2 separate regions of the Homo sapiens genome follow, and region 2 is linked to region 1. A link is a contact called in ENCODE Hi-C or POLR2A ChIA-PET data. All regions are on one chromosome and are shown on one strand. The core of a region is the stretch at or near the end of the contact, and the rest is flanking DNA. Distances in the headings are between cores, read along the strand shown.

Region 1 (5,925 bases), core at 2,568-5,067:
AAGTGATTATCCTGCCTCAGCCTCCCGAGTAGCTGGCACTACAGGTGCATGCCACCACACCCAGCTAATTTTTGTATTTTTAGTAGAGACGGGGTTTCACCATGTTGGCCAGGCTGGTTTCAAACCCCTGACCTCAAATGGTCTGTCTGCCTCAGCCTCCCAAAGTGCTGGGATTACAGGCCTGAGCCACCGCACCTGGCCAATAGCCTTTATCTTAATAGCTTATATAAGCCTTAGTTTCCTCATCTGTGAAATGGGGGTATAATAGTAGAAACAGCCTCATAGAGTTTTGTGATTATTAAATGAAGATAATTACTACAATGTGTTCAGCATAGTAATTATTTCACATATTTTAATCCCCATATTTGGTTAAATCACAGAGCTTTTCAAGATAAACATTAATTTCAAACAATAATACAGGAAAACTTTTTAACTTTGTTATTATATCATACTAATCAATCAGCTAGTGTTTATTAATTCCTCACCAGGCATGAGGACTCGGTCTCTGAGTTAAGTGTTCTTGGAGACAACAAAGAAACAAATGGGGAGGTTGGAGGCCTGAGGCAGACCACCCTGGGGTCTTCCCATCCTCTGTGTTTTCTAGGTGAATCAGGGTAGAATGATCATCAAGACTAGCCTTGAAGGGTAAAAGAAGTCACAAAATTGTACCTGAGGAATGTATGAAAGATCAGTCCTGTACCCATCTTGATGACTAGCAGGGGTAGTAGAGGGAAAATTGAGGATTAATTGCATGTCTGGAGCCTTGGGTGATATGTGTGGGTATAGAGAGAGAAAGCAAGCACGCAGGAGAGTGCTAGTGGTTGGGGAGCAAAAGGATACGTCATTGGAGCAGGAGTGGGGCTCCTCTGAAATGCGTATAATGTGTTGTTCCTACCTGTGTAGTTATACTCTTATGGATTATGAAGTTATTCAGGGAACATTATTTAACTCATGGTATATCTAAATTCATAAAGCATCATCTGTTGTTATAATTGTTTTCGTCTACAGTAGATATGAAGAAACCTAGGGTCATTAAAAGGTGTAACAATCATCATTACTTCTGAAGTTCATTCTAGACTAAAAGTTTTCCTCAGATATACTTTATGAGCCTTCTTTCTGTCACCAAAGATGTGCATTGTGGATTTCAATACAATGTTCTCACCTCAGTTTTCTGAAGGACATATGTTTGTGAAGGAACAGGTGGCTGTTTAATATCATTATTTTTATTAAATGCCTGAACCATCACAGAATAAGTAATTTTCTTTAAAGAAGTATAGCTGCCTCTAAATATAACTCTGGGCTACAGTTCACCTTTTCTGTTTATTTTATTCTTAACTTGTGAAACTGTATCTTAGGACTTGGGGTATATAACTTGCTATTTGATATCAGCTGCTCAACAGTGAATCAGTTGTAATGCTTCTGGCACCAAAGGAAACAGAGGGGACTTAAATATGTTTACAGAAGACAAAAAGCTGCTTTTTGCGTACAGTTTACAACATATGTTTCCACAGTTTTAGAATATTAAAAAGCCCCCCAAAAAGTTTTCTCACTATTTCCCTCATTAAAGACTAACAGGATCAAACAGAGAAAACAACTCTCCAACCCACATATTATTTATCAGATGTTTTGGATGAAATTCAATTTAAAAAACCAAAAGTCTCTCTCTTCCTCTCCCTCTCCCAGCAACAGCATTAGGGAGATACTCCCCACCGCAAAATACACCCACTCACCCACTGGCGAATGTTGCACTATCATTCCAGGAGTGGGGGGAGGTTGCTGCGACAGCTTTAGGCTCCTCTCCGCGTTATTGGGTCGTCGTAGGTGCGCTGTGGGCTGCTGCGGGCTCTGAGACCCGGCCACAGGACTCGCGGCTCACGACCTGAGTGTACCTAGATAGGTTCTCAGAGGCTACTGGGAAAATCGCAAATACAGGACGCCTGTACTGCAAAGCTCCCCTAAAACCTCATCAGTCTTCCTCTCTTGACTCTTGGGCGTCCCAGGAATTTTAACTTTTCCTCGGCGTAAGTGTTTCTCGCGCGGACCCCTTGCAGGCGCAAAGCCTGGCTCGCTCTGGCCTCCTGGCTTGCCCAGGATCTAGGCAGCCACGGGGAGCAGGGTGCAGCTTCCCCTCGCCTCCCCGGGACGGGGAAGAGAAGAAATCAGGAGGGAGGAGGTACTCAGCCCTCCTGGGTGCACTCCCAGATGTTTTTAAGTTGGCGTTTATTAAAAACAAAATGATGCTAAAATGCAAAATAGGCAACGTGGAGGTACTCAGCTCTCCTGCGTACACGCCCATGTATCTCTAATGTGACATTTAAGAAACAAAACAATGCTAAAATGCAAATTAGGCGATGTAATACCCAGAATGAGCCTCGTTTGACAGGCCAAACTGAGATTTAATGGAAAGCTTACTCATATCCCCACACGGAATTCATTCTTTTAGGAACTTAAAAAAATTGTGTAATTTTAAGTTCCACCACTGTCATAACGAACACTCCACAGTAACATGCAGTGGAACAATGGACACCCCCATATCGCATTGTGTCAGGTAATTATGAAGTGTCGAGGCGCGGGAAGGAGAAGCCGGGAACGTCAATGTGTCCTCTGCAACGTGTGGGAGCGCTCAGAGCCGCGCGTATCACAGAAACATCATCCAGTCGTCACCCCCAATGCCTCAACCCAGGGACAGGGACAGACTCAATCAGACCTCGGCCCCAGGCGTGGCAGGAGAGGGCCAAAGAGGGGACTTGTGAGCGCAGAGGGAGCGAGCACCGCTCCATGGAGGGCAGGCGCTAGCTGGGAAGTCGGGAGGAGAAAGTGCAACCAGGCGGGGAGGGGAGGATCCCACCGGGGCGTGGCGAGGGCGTTCGGGGTCCGGGTGAGCGGGACCCTACGCGGGACCGTGCGCTCCCAGAAGCTCCCACTCAGCCCAACCTTTTGGGCGAAACCCAGGACACCCAGATAAGGGTGCAGGCGGGGTCACGCGTAAAGCTGTTACTTTGAAGCAGGGCATAAGTGAGAGAGAGATAAAGAGAGAAGGAACAAGGGGAAAAAGAAATGAAGGGGCTGAAGGCCGAGATGTCCTACTTCTAAGTAGTTCTTTGAGAGGCAAAAGCTTCATTGCCATTGCAGTCCGAGGCAGCGCCGCGTGGAGGACCGGCCGGGCGGGGCGCGGGGACCTCTCCAAGGGGTCTCCAGCCTCCGCGCACTCTGCGGTGGCCCCCGGAGGGGGAAACTATTCTGGCAGCTCAGTGGGGGGAAGCTCGTCCGGGCTGTGGTTTCCTTTCCCCGAGACCCCAGCGTTGCACCCCCGAGGCGGCAGGCTCAGTCAACCCTCCCCGGGGGACGGCGGCCCTCTAGCCAGGCGACCTCAGGTCTCGCGACCTCCCGCCGCCCAACCTTCTCCTTTCACCCCCATTCATTTTTCCTCAGCGGCTCCTAGGACGGGCTCAAAAACCAACTCCACACGCAACCCAGCCCACCTCGCGGAGCTGAGAAGCAGGGCTGGGTTCCGAGCGGGCGCCGGCGCCCCTGGCGTGTGGCGGGGAGGTGGCGGCCGCGGGGGGCGCCGCGAGCCGCCCGTGCCCGCCGCGGATGAACAGGCGGCTGCGAGCAGCCCCCGGAGCCGCGCAGCATCCGCGTATCCAGTGACGGTGGAAGCCACGCCCGCTCGAGAGCCGGGGGGCTGTCCTCGCCCCCCCCACCTTTCCCCTCCCTCCGACCCCCTCCCGGCCGCGCTCCCTCCCCTCCTCCCGCGCCGGCCCCCGGCCCGCCCCCGGCTCGGCTCGCGGGAGGCGCTGGGCGCCGGGGCTGGCGCGCTCTCCCGGGCTCACACACAGCCGCGCACGCACGCCCGGGGCCGCTCTCCGCGCCGGCCCTTGCTCCCCGCGCCCATGCGGACGGACCGAGCGACGGAAGATGGCTGACGACTCCACGGGGCCCCGAGGATGCGGCCCGGCGGCGGCGGCGGCGGGAGCGGCAGCGGCAGCGAGGGCGGCAGGGGCAGCGGCAGCAGCGGCGGCGTTGGCTGCGGCGGCGGCGGCGGCGGCAGCAGGAGCCGGAGCGACGGCGGCGGCATCCCCGAGACTCTCCGCACTATCCTTACCCGTGACAGCCACTGACGTCCTCCGCCGCTAGAAGAGACCCCGCTTCTCGGCGCCTGCCCTCCCCCTCGCGGCTCGGTCCGGCCCCGCCAGCACCGCTACCTCCGCCAGCCTCGCCACCATCAGCACCACCTCCACCGCCGCCGCCGCCGCCACCACCACCGCCGGCGGCGGCAGCAGCCATTTCATCTCCACAGAAACCAGACACAAAAACATGGCAGAAATGGAGAAAGAAGGGAGACCTCCCGAAAATAAACGGAGCAGGAAGCCGGCTCACCCAGTGAAAAGGGAGATCAATGAGGAGATGAAGGTATTTTTTGATCTCGGGGGCCAGGGAGACTGAGCTCTTTCTTGCGCCCGCTCCCCGTGGGCCGTGGTATGGATCTGGGGGGTACCGGGGCGCGCTTGTCAGTTTCTGTAGGATGCCCAGAACGGCTCCGCTCCTCCTCCAGGTGTAAAGCAGAGGCCAACTCGAGGGCTGCATCCCCGAAATTGTTGCCAACCTCAGATTTGATGAGGGGGGACCACATACTATTTAACCTTACGAATCCCAGGTTGGCACGGACGCGTTTCAGGGCGAGGGCACCGGGGACTCGAGCGGCGTTGGGCAGGGGAAGAGGCTTTCCCAGTGGACGGTGCAGTTTCTCCCCCCTTTTTGAGAATCATCCTCAGGGTCCCTCCAAAGTTAGGAGCCTCCTGGCCGGGGCACCCCGGAGAGAGCTCTATTCCACCCCTCTCCCCCAGCTCACCCTCCTGCTCCTCAATCCCGCTTCCCCCCAACCAACCAGCTGCGACGGCGTGAAGAGCCCGTCAGTGCCCGGCGAGCTGCGGCCCGAGAGGCGCGGGTCTGGGCACGGTCCTGACCGCTCTCCTCGCCCGCCCCCGCCCGCACCTCACCACTGGCAGCCTCCGCCTCCCGCTCGCCTCTGCCTGCCTCACTTCCCAGCCAAGCAGACCCCGGCCAGCCCCGCTGGAGGACAGCTGTCTGAGGGGCGGCCTTTGCAGGGCGCCTGTCCATTGTTCGCTAAGGCCGGCCCGGAGTCCTCTCGGCGAGGCTGGGCTCCCCGCCAGGCCAGCGGTGCACCAGAGGTGGAGAGCGCAGCAGCCTGGCGCTCCAGCTGTTCGCGTTAGAGCAATTGCACAAGAGCACCGCTCAGCTCTGGACCCCCTCGTTGCCCCCCACCTCCTTATTTTCCATGAAGTTGCGGCTTTTGCCTGGGCGAGGGTTTTATTCTGTGTTGATTTCACGAGTCTCTATTGATATAAAACAATTTATTTATTTTTCTGCGAGCCATCAAAAAGTAGCAGGTTTGCATTTTGCGGTCTTCTTGGTGTTCCCCATCTTCTGCATGAAATCCTTAATACTACCAGGTGGCTTAATACTACTACTTGGCCAGTTTTGGTTCAGTTTGTATTTAAAAAACAAACTGGATGAAAATGGTGTGCAAGTAAGTCAAATTTATTGCGCTTTGACGCTTTCTTCATTAGAACAAGCATTTTCTATCATAGCTCACGCTTAGCAGGGGACGCATGGATATATATCATATATGTATGCGTACCTAGGTGCATATGCTTAGCTTTACTTCTCAGAAATGTCAGAAGCAACCTAAATATCAGAATTAGGGGTTTTATTACTGGATAAGGAACTTAGTACCTGGAAGCATGAGGTGCAGCATGAGTCCAACGGAGAGTTAAGGGAGATTTGCCTTGGAAATCAATGCTGTTTCTTATGGTGGAAACCACTGTTGATTCCAATGATGGACAGTTTTATTTTATTTTTTTTAAGACCGGTAGAAGTTGTTGTTTTTTGATGGGAACAAAA
Region 2 (5,925 bases), core at 2,113-4,612, 53 kb after region 1:
AAGTTACTCTTTGTGCCTGACTTAAAAAGGAAGGTGTTGTGAGACTTTATTAATAAAAAACAGAGGAGGGAGAAGGTTCTGAGAGTGCTTGGTGAACTGTCCTGAGAAACCAAGAGATAATGATTATTCTTTTTCCTGGAATAGTAGTTATACTCTGTTGATTCAGTGCTTTGTTAAAAATGTTAAGTATCTGAATAAGTGCAGGCATAAAAGGGCAGGTGGCTTGCCTTGAGATATTTTAAGGTAGTAGATTAAGTCCTGAATTTTTCTTGTACACCTTTGCAATGTCTGGTCACAATGCCTAGTATAGTCGAGAGGCCCCATGGGGGATCCAAGCTATAGGCATGCCTGTGATTATCTTAATTTCTCCTCCATTTCAATACCTCTGGATAGCTTATGTACACATAAACAGAAGTGTGAACTGGCCAAGCCATATGTAATTCTTTGTTCCTCGGGCTCTTTGCTCTTTGTTTATATTATCACAGATTAGAATGGAATAAAGAAAATCTTGCTACAGATGGTCACTTCATTTCTGTCCCAGCAGTTGAGACTGAGAATGGGAAATTCCCTATGTTACAATCCACTCTTAGGGTGGCTGTGCACACAGTGGAATCTAATGTCTACTGACAGACTGCCTTTGGAGGTTACAAACATCAGTCTATTGCATTCTCTGTAAACACAGGCTGTGGGCCAGAGCTGGGCTCTGCTACAAGCTCTGTGAGGCAGATCAATGGTTTAATGAATCCATAAAGATGCTTGAACTCTGCTGCAATTTACTGAGCACTCTAGTTAAATGAAACTCCTGTAGTCTTTAACAAAGATAGTGATAATCGATGGCTGGGGATGGAAGTCCATGTCCAGCAGTCACAACCTCCCAGAAGTTGTGTTGTCTCATTGCTAACAGAGGTTTAGTCACATTCAGTTTCTGAGGCTCACTGTGTCTATGTTGATATTTGCTCAATGTTTGAGAGCTGAATTTGGCCCAGAAATGACATAATCTTAGTAATGTTGCTTCTGTGAGGACTATTTTTAAACTATGGAATATTATTTAAAATAAATTTCTTTAAAGTGACAAGATTAAGCTCAAGAATTATATTTGTTCTAACAGGTAGTGTCTTTGTAAGTCATCCCCATGATGAAAAGTAAATAGCGGAATAAAATCCATTCCTGATTAAGTCCTCAAAATGTCAAATTGCATAGTGTTGGAGAGCCCTGATTAATTTTTCCATGGTAAAATATTCCTCATTAGTTTGCTGTGGTTGAGGGTTAACCACTCCTATTATAAATTCAGACATTAATGTATTTTCTGCTTAATTCATCTTCGAATAGAGGAAAATATAGTTAGTAGATATGAATTTTGTACTTCCAAATGTGCTTTGGAAACATTATACTGATTTATGAGAGAGCTTTGGAGGCATGTAGGATAATTCCTTCATAAATATGTTGAAATGTATTTAAAGGTATTTAACCACCTTTGATCGTAGAAAAACAAGTGCCTTGACTTTGAAATGATTATTTTTCCATCGAAATAGTAGAAGTTATGACGTAATTCAAAGATTTTGCATCTGATTTTTGTCACAGAAACTTAAACTTTCTTAATGTTTAACTTTCTTGATTAGCTAATTAGCATTAATTAATCCCACTCCCACTCCAATAACTATATTTTGGAGGCTCAATGGGTAATAGGAATTTTGAGATATTATGACTGCAAATTTTCACTGGCCTTTTGCCAGACATTCCATGGTAAAGCAGTGATTTTTATGTGGATCTCATAAATGATATGTTATCTTATAATCTGTTTTGATAGAATGATTTCATATCATTTAAAATATGGTGAGCATTTTTATGACTGCACATCTAAATCTTTGTTATAAGGAGAATCTTTGAAGGATGTGACACTTTCTGTGATAAACTGTAGGATTGTATGTTTCATAAGTGGAGCAATATAAATTGATAACAAAGAAAAAGGGGAATTTGCCCGACAGGAGATAAGTACCTCCCTACAGCTTTTTGTTTTTAGCCACACTTAAAAAAAAAACTTGTTATTTAATCATCCATTCATTCTTTAAAAAATAAAATAAAAAGATATATTGAGCCTGTATACGGCACTAAGCATGTTTTAGTCTTGGTGGGTAGACTTTTGAACAAGAGAAAAAGTCCCTGTCTTAAAGGGACTTACACTCTAGCGGGGGAGATAGATGATATATACAGGCTTAAACATATCTTTGTAATATGATTTCAGGTAGGAAAAAGTGCTATAATAAAAAGCAGAGTGAGGGAGAGGGCTAGTGAAGGGCTGCTGTTTCATATCTGAGGATCACAGGAGTTATTTTTGAGGAGGTGACGTGTGCTGGGGACAGAAGGAAGTGACGGAGCTAGTTGTGTGTGAGGAGCTGGCAGCAGAGTGTCCTGTGGAGAAGGGGGAGTAAGTGAGAAACAGAGGTCCTCAGGCAGGAACAGTCTTGGCATTTTTGAACAGCAGCAAGAAGTACAGATGTCTGGAGCGGAATGATCAAGGTGGTGAGAAGCCAAATGACGTAGGCTGGAGAGGCAGTAGTTTGGAGTTCATTCTAAGTGTGATGGCAGCTATTGGAAGCTGTTGAGCAGGATGGGTGATATGATCTGATTTTTGTTGTTGATTGGGCCTCTGTGACGGAAGTAACACATTCAGGATCCCGTATGCAAGGGGGATTTGAAGAGTAAGAAAGGCAACAGCATTCACATCAAAGTTGGGTGTGTCTGGCAATAGAAAACTAAAAATATCTTATTCACTGAATTATTCATTAGTAGTTATGAAACATTTCCCAGTAGCAAAAGTGTATTGAACCAATTTAGTTTTTTGTGTGTGTGGTTTTGTTTTTTTGTGTGTTTTGTTTTTTTTTTGGGCAAGGTGTGGGAGGAAAGGCACCAGGGAGGGATGCTGTTGGGTAAGTGTTCTGACACAGCGATTTTCTTTCTGTAGGGCAGGTGGGGCTTGTCCCCAACCCGGTAGAGAGGTTAGGGCCTCAGAAGGCAAGCTCCATACAGAATCTAACTCTTGCTCTGAGAGACCTACAGCATCCACGGGCCTTCTCAAGCTCTAGCCTTAGAGGTAGCATTATGGTAAAGAGATGGTAATCTTGAAGGGACCATCTTTGGGTAAAGGGATTATTTTGATGTCAGCTTTATTCTGAGAGTAGGTATAGTCTGGTGATTACTTGTAGGGTGTGTCAGGATTTTTAATACAAGTAACAGAAGACCTCAACAATAAAAGATATCATTTGGAGTTATAAAGTCCCAAGCTAGTATGTACTTTGGGGCAGGTTGATTCAGCAGCACAGTGGTCTTATCACAGTCCCGTTTCTTTCCATCTCTGTATTCTTCCATGTAGAGTGTTGGCCACATTTCATGGCAAGCTCCCCAGTGGTCATGGGACAGCTGCTAGCAGCAATCAGGGCTACACACTTTCTTGTTGACATCCTCTGGAATGAGTCTCTGGCCTAGCATTCCAAAAAAAGAGTCTTGAAATTCATACTCATTGTCTATGCTTACATTACATGCTCATACCTGAATTGGGAGGGTGGGCTATGACGAGAGAGAGCAATGGAATGTCTAGCATGAGCCAATCAGGGCTTCCCTCTGAAATTCAGGTTGAGCTCATTTTCCTCTGAAGCCCATGGGCAGCATGGGGAGGGGTAGCTACCAGAATGAAAGTCAGGGAACTGTTAGGGAGGGGACCAGAGTGATGGCTGATGGGAGATGCAAGCAAATGCCCTCTAGAGAGAAAGAGAGATGATCTCCTGAGGTTAATTCATGAGGCTGAATTCTTTACACGATGGATGTGTCATGCCTGTCTACCCTTGACATGTGGGAGAAATAATCCAAAGTGGATTGAAAGATAAAAATGTGGTTAGCCGTCATCATAGGGTCCTTAGATGAACCACCTCTTCTACCCAGCACCAGCTGTTTTGAGAAACCTGATTATTAGAACATTGGCTCTAGTATCAGGACTGATGTGATCACTATTTCCACTCTTTTCAGACTTTAGAACATGAGATTGCACAGAACTAAAACAAAGGGATTGTGGTTAGCTGTTATTCCCATTTATAAATAGGAACAGTGGTGCCATTACAGCAGCAGATAGCTCAGAATATAGTTTCCTCAGTGTAAGTGGCCTAGGAGAGGCTGGCCAAGGACTGTATTGGATGTGGGGAGCTAGATGCTTTGGAGTAGAAGTCTGATGGGATGAGGCTGCTGTTACCCATCAAGAGTTAACTCGTCCACACATTGAAGCTACTATCTTTGTGGCTGAAAACTGTGTCTGCTAAACAGAAGGAAAAGAGAAGTGTTCAGAAGAATTGTGACACAGTCTGAGGCTAAATGCTTCAAGTTCAGGTGGCCAAAGGAGTAGAAGTCTTGAAGACTGCAGCTTTCACCATTATTAATTAATCTATTTATTTATGCATTCAACAAATATTTGTTGAACAGTAACTATGGGAGTTGCCGTGGCCAACAAAACCTGGTCCTTGCTCTCATGAAGCTTATAGTCCATTGAGGGACAGATGTTTATTTAAATAATAACGCAAATGTGAAGTCGTCACTGTGGCAAGTGCCATGATAGTATTGGGCACAGTCCCATGAGAACCTTTATCAGGGTGAGTTGACTTGTCAGAAGATCTTGAAGCTTCCCTGAGTAAGTGGGGCTAGCACTCAAATCTGAAGGATAAAGAGGTGTTAAGTAAGGAAAGAGAGAAGGAAGAGCTTATTGGGCTGAGGACACCACAGTGTGATTTCTAATTTTGGCATTGATATGCGCTTTCTTTGCTAATTTCATGTTCTTTATGAAGGAATGGCGCTTTACCCACAAACAAGAGAACAATTGAACAAACAAATATTCCCTGGAATGATAACCCCATTTATCCATTTGTTTGCAAATTCATTCATTCATTCATTCATTCATTCTACCAATCCTTGGGGATTAGTTGCTTGCCTGCTGGCCTCTGCCTGCTCTGACTTTTCGATCAGCTTCATGGACTATAGAGTTAGCACATTAATACTAAATCATTTCGGAGAGTATGCAGCTTGTAACTCTTGAAGGTAGAAGCATTTTATAAATACATCATAATACTGTAATAATCACAATGATAACTGTAAGAGCTTAAGTGTTCTTAACTATCAAATGTACTAGAAAAGCAACAATGACAGCAGAGAAAAGATTGGGCAAAAATGCACTGATTTGAGAGAGGAGAATAGTGTAATTACTGTCTGATGAATGTGGTTGAAAGATAAATGAGATAAGTCACTTTTTGCGGGGAAGAGCCACAGAAAGGGCAGATACTCACCCTCATCCCCACTAGGTGTGGTGAAGAGATATAGTTTTGTTATATATAGAGAGAACTATATAGTTACGTTAACGTTAATACAAGGGCAGACAGAAACTTTGGGTAATGATGAATTCCAGGACAGAGAACTGCTGATTGACACTCAGGTCCCTAGGCAAGACAATCGTGATAAAACGGAAAGAGAACAGCATGTTTGCTGGCACGGCAACAGAGGGTGATTCTTGTGGTGCAATGGTGTGGCGGGAAGGAAGGGATTCTCCTCCCTTTCTTTGTATTCTTTGTTTCAGCCTCGCATGTAATTTTAGTACCTAAAGTCATGATGACAACTCTATAGAAATGTAGTGACAAATAAATAGGCAGGTAAGTAATTCAGATTTTATCTTCCTGGGTCTTACCTGGGTGATGTGGACATGGATATTGCTAATGAGAGGTATCTGAATCTCTCTTCAGATGCCAGATGGGAGAGATGACCCTTATAAGGCTAGCTACACCTTTACCTGCCTCAGGTGACTGTGAACCAGGGACTGCAGTTCAGCTGGAGTCAGCAGCCTCCTCTCCAGATCTAGTAGCTCCTGAAAGCCACACATAATGACAGTCATTTCCA

What was found. A loop is a pair of places that touch in the nucleus more often than their neighbours do. ChIA-PET counts read pairs that join two places held with the same protein, here RNA polymerase II (POLR2A). Pooled maps may share reads with other maps.
Region 2: a map of heart left ventricle shows a loop between it and region 1 (3-fold over the local background). The contact joins the enhancer-like site here to the promoter of SOBP in region 1. A Hi-C loop is called at or near these places in 32 of 168 maps with a recorded cell type or tissue (Caco-2, HepG2, OCI-LY7 and 14 more) and 21 of 50 pooled maps. POLR2A ChIA-PET finds 5 or more read pairs at or near these places in 7 of 52 experiments (AG04450, HEK293, HepG2 and 4 more).

Annotation. Positions count from the first base shown.
Region 1 is chr6:107,486,300-107,492,224 of GRCh38, forward strand. SOBP (sine oculis binding protein homolog) reads left to right here and starts at 3,818. Exons shown (of 7, transcript NM_018013.4): 1 at 3,818-4,413. The coding sequence starts at 4,318. RefSeq lists silencers at 4,048-4,097, 4,138-4,197.
Region 2 is chr6:107,539,894-107,545,818 of GRCh38, forward strand. The region is part of intron 4 of SOBP (sine oculis binding protein homolog); the gene reads left to right. Among named protein-coding and RNA genes, the nearest start is that of SOBP, 53 kb to the left of the region's middle. Within about 2 kb of position 3,363, at least 5 of the 41 ENCODE cell types and tissues checked have a DNase peak (open chromatin) inside an H3K27ac peak, as active enhancers do; they include gastrocnemius medialis, heart left ventricle, heart right ventricle and 1 more, where a contact is called at or near this core.